Regions from separate parts of the Homo sapiens genome. Here region 2 is linked to region 1. A link is a contact called in ENCODE Hi-C data. All regions are on one chromosome and are shown on one strand. Each heading gives the region's core, a stretch centred on a gene start or an enhancer-like site at or near the end of the contact. The rest is flanking DNA. Distances are from core to core; before and after follow the strand shown. Region 1 holds the start of OTUD7A (OTU deubiquitinase 7A). Region 2 holds the start of AVEN (apoptosis and caspase activation inhibitor).

Evidence for each region. Hi-C counts contacts between places; a loop is a spot of excess contacts on that map. Pooled maps may share reads with other maps.
Region 2: a loop to region 1 is called in a map of CD4-positive, alpha-beta T cell, with 20 times the contacts of the local background. The contact joins the promoter of AVEN here to the promoter of OTUD7A in region 1. A Hi-C loop is called at or near these places in 2 of 168 maps with a recorded cell type or tissue (CD4-positive, alpha-beta T cell and naive thymus-derived CD4-positive, alpha-beta T cell), 4 of 37 single-sample maps with no recorded cell type and 16 of 50 pooled maps.

Annotation. Positions count from the first base shown.
Region 1 is chr15:31,868,949-31,873,290 of GRCh38, reverse strand. It overlaps OTUD7A (OTU deubiquitinase 7A), which reads left to right and starts at 2,618. Exons shown (of 13, transcript NM_001382637.1): 1 at 2,618-2,784. RefSeq lists a silencer at 2,586-2,655.
Region 2 is chr15:34,036,573-34,040,629 of GRCh38, reverse strand. AVEN (apoptosis and caspase activation inhibitor) reads left to right here and starts at 1,426. Exons shown (of 6, transcript NM_020371.3): 1 at 1,426-1,850. The coding sequence starts at 1,584. The region is part of intron 1 of CHRM5 (cholinergic receptor muscarinic 5); the gene reads right to left. RefSeq lists silencers at 1,334-1,503, 1,684-1,893, 1,984-2,043, 2,394-2,453.

The DNA of each region.
Region 1 (4,342 bases), core at 1,369-3,868:
AAACCTGTCCAGGTTAACCAAGAAAAAAAGACATTGGGCATAGTTTGCCAATATCAAAAAATGAAAGAGGCGTCATCTCTACTAATTTCATAGATGTTAAAAGAATAATAAAGGTTTATGATGAACAACTTTACACCCACAAGTTTGAATATTAGATAAAAAGGACCGATTCCTTGAATGATACAACTACATTTTACAGAAAAGCAAACAGATCACCTAATAGCTCTGTATCCACAAAGAATCAATAATTAATGAAGTCTCAAAAAAATCACCAGATTCAGATGGTTTCACCAGGGAATTTTACCAAACATTTATGGAAGAATTGATATAGGTTCTTTACAATTTCTTACAGAAAATACAAGTAAATATTACTTCTTAACTCATTTTATGAGGCCAGCATTACCGGCATACCAAAATAAATTAAAGACATTACAAAAAAGAAAACTATAGCCAAATATTTCTCATGAACATAGATGCAAAAGTCTTCAACAAAATATTAGCATATTGAATACAATGGTGTATAAAAACAATTATATACCATGCCCAAGTAGAATTTGACCCAAGTATGCAAGACCGGTTCCTTGAAAATCAATTGAAAATCAATGTAACCCATCATATCAACAAGCTAAAGAAAATAAAATCACATGACCGTATCAATAGATGCAGAAAACGAATTTGGCAAAATCCAACATTCATTCATGATAAAAACTCTGCAAACTAGGAATAGAGAGAACTTCCTAATCTTGATAAAGAAGAACTAAAAAAATCCTACTGCTAACATCATATTTAGTGGTAAGAAACTGGATACTTCCCCTAAATTCAGGACAGGACTGTTAAGAGAATGAAAAGACAAGCTTCCACTGGAAGAAAATACCTGCAAAACACGTATCAGATAAAGTACTTCTATCCAAAATACACAAAGAACTCTTAAAACTCAACCATAAGAAAACAACCTTTTTTTTTTAATGGGCAAAAGATGTGAACAAACATCTCACCAAAGAAGATATACAGGTGCATATGAAAAGTTGCTCCACATAATTTTTCAGTAGAAAATTGAAAATTAACAACGATATAGCACTATATGCCTACTAGAATGTCTAAAATTATAGATGATAGACGGATGGATGGATGGATGGACAGATAGATAGATAAAGATAGCCAATATCAAGTGCTGGTGAGGATGAAGGAAAGGGATTCATATTTGCTGACAGTTATAAAAATGCTATAGCCACTCTAGAAAACTGTTTGGTTCTTATAAAGTTAAACAAATTTACCATAAGATCTAGCAATTGCACTCCTAGATATTTAGTCAACTAATTTAAAAAATTTGTCCGTACAAAACGCTGCATGCAAATGTTTATAGAATGTTTATTCACAGTCGCCAAAAACTGGAAACCACGCAAATATTCTCCAGTGGGTGACTAAACAAAATGTGGTACAAATAATGAGACTCCCCTCAACAATAAAAAGGACTATTACTATACACAATAACATGGATGAATCTCCAAGGTATAATGATGAGGGAATAAAGTCAGTTTCAAAATGTTACATATTGCGTAATTCCATGTATACGACACACTCACAAAGACAAAACCGTAGCAATGGAGAACCTATCAGTGGTTACCAAAAGTTAGGGTTGGCGGGGGCGCTGTTATAAAAGGGCAGAACTAGGGAGCTCTTTATTGCGCTAGTGGTTACATGAATCCAAACAAGGGTTCAAGATCACAGGATTATATATCAAATAACCAATTTTACTGAATATCAATTTTAAAAGTCAAATAAATTATTAAACACTATTAAACATATACAATGTTTAAAGTCAAGCAAAAAGTCCTAAACTAAAAGTAAAATAATGATTGTTTAGAAGTACACCAGGATGGTATGGGTCATCTGCAATATAACGTCCTGTTTGGGATAAGGAAGCGTGACTACATCTACAGGGTGACGTGAGAAGGGCCCAGAGCAGCGAGCAGGTCTTGCCATCAGGGAGGGGAACCATCTGAAGGGGTGGCGTGAAAAAGTCTTTAGAGGAAGGCAAAAAATGGGAAAAGGTCAGAGAACCTTTTTGGGAGGTAAAAGGACCAGCTTTGGATTAGGCGTGATGCACAGGCCCCAGCGCAGGGCGTAGAAACTGCAGCCTGGACAGCCTGGGTGGGAGAAAGTTTGGGATGTTTAGGAAGGAAGGGTGCGCCAGCCAGGGGGAAGAAACGAGACAGGTGGCCGCAGATGGCGCGAGTCAGGCAGCAGGAAAAGGCAGGCTGTTTAAGCAGCCTTTTCCTGCAGTCCAGGCGGAGAGCGCAGAAGGAGCACCCCGAGGGGCAAGCATGGGAGAGCCGGAGCGGGCTCGCGGGCGCGCGGGCGCTGTACGTCCCCTCCTCGGCTCGCGGCCGCGAGCACGCGCTCTCCGTGCCCGGCCCCGGAGGGGCGGGGGCGGGGCACAGGCGCGGCGCGCGCACGTCCGCGCGGGGCGGGGGCGGGGCGCGAACGCGACCGGTGACGTCAGAGGAGGGCGCGCGCCCGGAGGCAGCAGGCGGAGCCGGGAGGCGGGCGTTGTGCGCGGCCGCGGGCGGAGCGGAGGGGCGCGAGGGGCGGAGCGGAGCGCGGGAGGAGGCGGGGGAGGAGAGGCCACCGGGACCGCGAGCGGCAGCTGGGGAGGGGGCCGCGGAGCCCGAGCGGGAGCAAAACAGCTGATCTGGTTTTCCTTTAAAGCGAGAGAAAATGGAAGTCGGGTAGCGGCGACTGCGGCGCTGCGGGCTGGCGGAGCGGAGCGGCGCGGCGCGGCAGGTAAGACGGCGCTGGCCGCGGTGCTGCCGGCGGGCGGCGGGGCCGGGCCCGCGGACCAGGCAGGTGCGCTCTCCGGGCGCGGGGCCGGCGCCGTCTCCTTCCCGAGCTCCGTGGCGAGGCAGGTGGGCGTTGAGGCCGGGCGACCGCGGGGCCGGGGCGCGGGGACGCGGGGGGCGCGGGCCCCGGCTGGGCTCGCCGGCGCGTCTGCATTGCGGGCTCCGCTCCGGACCCCGCGGGCTCCCGGGCCACCGGCTCCGGCCCGGCGTGGCGCGCCTCTCTCGGGCAGGGCGCGGCGCTACCGCTGGGTCGGGGCTGCTGCCTCCGCTCAGCCCTTTGGCTGTCCGCACTGGAACGTGATGCCAGGCGTGGGGCGACCGACCCCTCGGTCCGTGCGCGCGCGTCGGGGGTCCCGCGGCTCTTGCAGACGGCCGGGCAGGGCCCGGCCCCGAGCCGCGCGCGAGGCCGCTCGCCGGGCACCGGAGCTGTGACTGCGTGGGTCCCCGCGGCCCGGCGCACCGCCGTCCCGCTCGCTCTGCTGGGTCTCGCTGGACAGCAGGCAAACCATTAAGGCAATTTGGCTGTGAACCCAGAGGCCTTCCCTAGTATCTCCTCACTGGAGGGGAAAAAATTGCATCTGCGGTGCTTTAAGTGCTCCTTTAAATTTGGGAGATGTCAGTGATGTCATCATTAACTAAAACTTTCCTTCATTGGACACAACCGCTCAAGTGTACCCTCCTCCCTCCCGGTGAAGCTATTGCAGCCCTTTGAGAATCTCTGTAATAAAATGGATTTGCCTCTGCTCTGTAAACTCAGCTACCTCACACAAGTGCAAATGACTTTTATTTCTGTCTATTGGCTTGAGAATGTATAGATTTAAGAGTAGCTGAAGGGAAACTTGTGAGACCCCGATCAGGGAAACGCTTCATCCACAGCACAAGGATCCAGGGGAAAGTCATGTATGACATGCACATGGTTACCGCCAGGTGATACCTTTGTAAATGGAAGTGGGCTGTAAGAGGAACAATTTTTAAAAATATGATGAGGCAGATAATGTGTCCAGGAAAAGGTTGACAGCGGGGCCTAAATCTTTACAGGTCTTAATTGCTTCAGGAAAATCTGCAGGTGTCCTTCACCATCCTCCTCCTCCTCCTCCAGGGTGTGCCCGGAGAAGCCTGCCCTGGGCGAAGGCGGGGAGGCAGGTTCACTAGGGTCCTCCCAGCAGCCGTGTGTCCCACCAGCTTCAAAGGCCTCTTCAAGACCCAAAGAGGGTTCACGAGAACAGAGGTAGATCTGCACGGCACACTCAGTTCTGGATAAACATTCCCCACTAAATGGGATCAACACTCCATTATTTTATTGTGAGTGTGCCATTAGTACCAATTCTTATGGGAACAAAACTAAGCAAGTTCCCAAGGCAATCTGAGTATCTACTCAAGCCTATCATATCGAAAGGATATCCAATAAGGGACAAAAGTATTGACATTTTTGTATTTAATAATTAATGACACCTCCTAATTGGTTAAAATAAGCATGCCTTAAATTGTTAGTGTGATTTTAT
Region 2 (4,057 bases), core at 177-2,676, 2.2 Mb before region 1:
GGAAGTTACTTAACATCTGTTTTAGATTCCTGATCTGTAAAATGGAGACAACACTAGCTTACCTCGTAGGCCAGCTATTAGTCCCAAATGAAGTGATATGAGAAGTATGTAGAATAGTGTTTGGTGCATATAAGTGCTCTACAAGTGTTACTATTTTTAAGACTGTTTCTCTGGAGTTGACAATCCTTCAATAGTTCCCCCTGTCTGGAAGGCGCCCCTACTCCCATTTACCAACCAGGCAAACTCCTACTCAACCATTAGGCTTTAGCTCAGGGGTCTATTTCTCATGAAGCCTTGGGTAACCCGTTTAAATATAATTTAACTTTTCTTCTTTGGACCTTGATCTTGAATCTCTCACTGCACTCAGCAACACGGTACTGTAATCATCTATTCACACGACTAGATTATCTTCCTTGTGGGCAGTGAGCTACTTGAGGGCAGGGGCAAGGTTTTTTTTTTGTTTTTGTTTTTAATTTCAGGACATAGCACTGTGCCTGATGCAGAGTAGGCAATTAGAAGCAATGAAAAGTATTAACTATGTATGGATATAGGAAAGAACCAGAAAGTACTGAGGGGGAAGAAAACACTTATTCTGCTAGGCTGACATTTTAGCCCTTGCTTTCATTATTTTCAGGTGGTTTCAGTCCCAAGTTAAAAACTGCTTTCATGCATCTGTGTAACCAACTGTTCCCCTTCCTGTTTTCTCCTTGGTTGAAAGAAGGGACTGGAGTGAGACCGCCTTAGAATGCCAGTTCCACCACTACCTAGTTATTCACTTTAGTCAAGTTTTTTTTAACCTTTCCAAGGCTGTTACCTCACTGCAGAATAAGGATGACAGTCATCCCTACCTCATAGAGCTGTTATGAGAATGAAATACTCATGTGCTCAATAAATGTCAGCTGTAGTAGTCATTTCTACAGAAATTCTGCTGAGGACTTTGACGCCCTTTCTAGCCATCTCCCAGTTTCGCACTGTTCTCTCTCCCACGTGCTGCAGTCCACCTCTCACCAGACACAAACTCTTGTCTTTACATCCACACCTCCTGAACCCTGACTTCGGTATAGTTTTAAAATGATACACATTCGTTGCTGAAAATTAGATTAAACGGAGGAAAAAAAATTAACTCACTTCAAATCTCAGCAGTTAACCACTAACATTTTAGTATGTATTTGTTTAGACCTTTTCTTATGCAAATACATACGTTTAAACTTTTTTTTTCCGAGAGTTCACATCATACAAATTTTATTTTATGACTCGTCCTTGCACTTAGCACGGTCTCTCCCCCAACCTATCTCTGATGCCTTGAGAATCCCCCCGCCCCGCTGCAGACCCCCACCACTTCCAGCTCCCAGCGGTCCGGCCTTCCCGCGGTCCCGGTTCCGGCCCCACCTGCGGGACGCCGGCCGCCCCGCCCCGCCCCGCTCCGCTGCGGCCGGCCTCGATCCCTAGCCCCGCACCCCGCGCCTCGCTGCTACCGGGCGCCTTTCGCTCGCGGCTCCTCCGTGCGGCCCGCTTCCGGTGGGGCCAGGGCGTCTCCGCCGCAGCTCGGCTCCCGCGCGCTCAGCACCGCCAGCGGCGGCCAGATGCAGGCGGAGCGAGGAGCTCGGGGAGGCCGTGGGCGGCGGCCAGGCCGCGGCCGGCCTGGCGGAGATCGCCACAGCGAGCGGCCCGGAGCCGCAGCGGCGGTAGCCAGAGGCGGCGGCGGAGGCGGCGGCGGGGACGGAGGCGGACGCCGGGGCCGTGGCCGTGGCCGGGGCTTCCGCGGCGCTCGCGGAGGCCGAGGAGGAGGAGGCGCCCCGCGAGGCAGCCGCCGGGAGCCGGGAGGCTGGGGCGCAGGGGCCAGCGCGCCGGTAAGAGGCGACGGCTGGTGGGGCTGGGACCGCGTGTAACTGGGGCAAGTGGGGCCGAGGCCGCCAGTCAAGAGCCGCAAGAGAGCGTGCCAGGCGCGCGCCAGACGGGCGGCGGCGCCGGCGCCTGCGCGGGACGGGCGGATGGTGGCGCGGGGGCGCGCCTGGTGGCGGGGGCGCGCCTGGGTATGCGCTTGGCCCTCGTGGCCTCCTGGCCGGGCTGGCGCGAGACAGTGGGGGTAGGAGGGCTTCCCAGCCTGCCCCAGGGTCCGGGTTAGGAACCCAGAGGCCAAGGCCGTGTGTCAGGGCTGCAAGTCTCGGCGGCCCGTGGGCCGGCTGGGCTGTCTGTACGAGTACCACTATGGGACGGAGGCGCGGCCACGACGTGGTCCCTCGGCAGCCTTTACGGGCACGCTCCTGTTATTAGGAGGGAAAGGATTTTTTGGTCTGTTTTGTTAACTGTCTGTGCAATGCCTAGTACACAGTAGGCGCATAATAAAAAGTTTGTTGAGTGAAAGAATGACCCCTACGACTGGACTCTAGTATTTGGGGGCGGGACCAGATGCATAGTTCTTTGTAATAGCGTAGTTCTCTTTTATTATGCCTGTATGTGTAGAAATCAGCGAGCACTGGGCTTTGTCGTTTTGAATTTTCAATTTATAAATGAGCAGTCAAGTTCTGAGTTTTAATAGCAATATCATCAGTCTTATTGACACATTCATAGAAGGAAGTTTTTGGAGATTGGAGCAGGGGATGATATATATGGGGGCAAAGCTAACCATATCTCAGCTAAAGGAGTTAGAGGACTGTCTTTTTATGAGTTGTTCTGTTACCTTAACATCTGTAGGACAAGACCATCTTTATATTCTGCATTCTTATGCACACTGATTTAAAAAATTCTTTTTTGCATGAGGCAAAATTTGCTCTTACTGAAGTATTTACAATATCTTGAGGGCATAGCAGATAAGATATCCCTAAAGAGAGTAGTTGTATACAGCAATACAGAGCTGGAAAAAAAAGTATAAAACTTAAATTTAAATGTAACAAACTTAAATCTTGTTAGGATTAAGATAGGTAATAGGCAAAACTTGAATGAGATATAAAAACATTTTTAGGGTCAGTTTACCTCGTGTAAACTGACAGAAACTAAGGTAAATGACAGAAACTAAGACCAACCTAGTGCCCACTATATATCACATTTTGTTCTTATAACTCTATTATATATATATAATATATATGTAATGTAGAATTATGTAATATAATAGTATGTAATTATATATTAACTACAATGTTATATATTATTTATATATCCATATATAGAGAGTAATCTTTATTTTTACAGGTTAACTGACTTGCCTAAGCTTTCACAGCTAGTGGCAGAGCTGGGATTTATATCAAGCTGCCCTTGAGTCAACAGTATTTTATCTCTTACTTTTTCGTGAACCAGTTACCACTTTATTGAGAACAAAGTAGATATTCCTTAGCTGCAGGGATCGTGCTTTAAGAGTAATTGTAGTAATGGTACATTTGGTGTTAACTATGGTGTCTGGCGCACAGGACTTTACTAATAAGTGTCTTTAAGTTGAATTGAGTGAGTGAAGGTGCTTCTGTTTTGTTAATCTCTGTTGAATTAAATTGGGTGAAATGATGGTATATATTTTTTTTTTTTTTTTGAGACGGAGTTTTACTCTTGTTGCCCAGGCTGGAGTGCAATGGCATGATCTTGGCTTGCTGCAACCTCCGCCTCCCGGGTTCAAGTGATTCTCCTGCCTCAGCCTCCCAAGTAGCTGGGATTACAGGCATGAGCCACCTTGCCCGGCTAATTTTGTATTTTTAATAGAGATGGGGTTTCACCATGTTGGTCAGGCTGGTCTCGAACTCCTGACCTCAGGTGATCCACCCGCCTCGGCCTCCCAAGGTGCTGGGATATGGATTACAGGTGTGACCCACTGCGCCTGGTCATGATGGTATATCATTAAAAGAAAGAATAATACAAGACTTTAAAAAATTTAAGATAGTATTGTAACACATTCTGTTAAAATTTTAGGCTTTTTCTTTTGTCGAGTTGGTCTTATCCCTTCATCATCATGTTTTCAGCCAAAGCTGGAGGGAGGGATGTTGGGCAGATTGTTCCTTAATTTTGGTTTGGATTGGTCATCTCTAAGTTCCTTCCATTTCTCAGATTCTGAAGTACTGTTTGTATTTAGTCT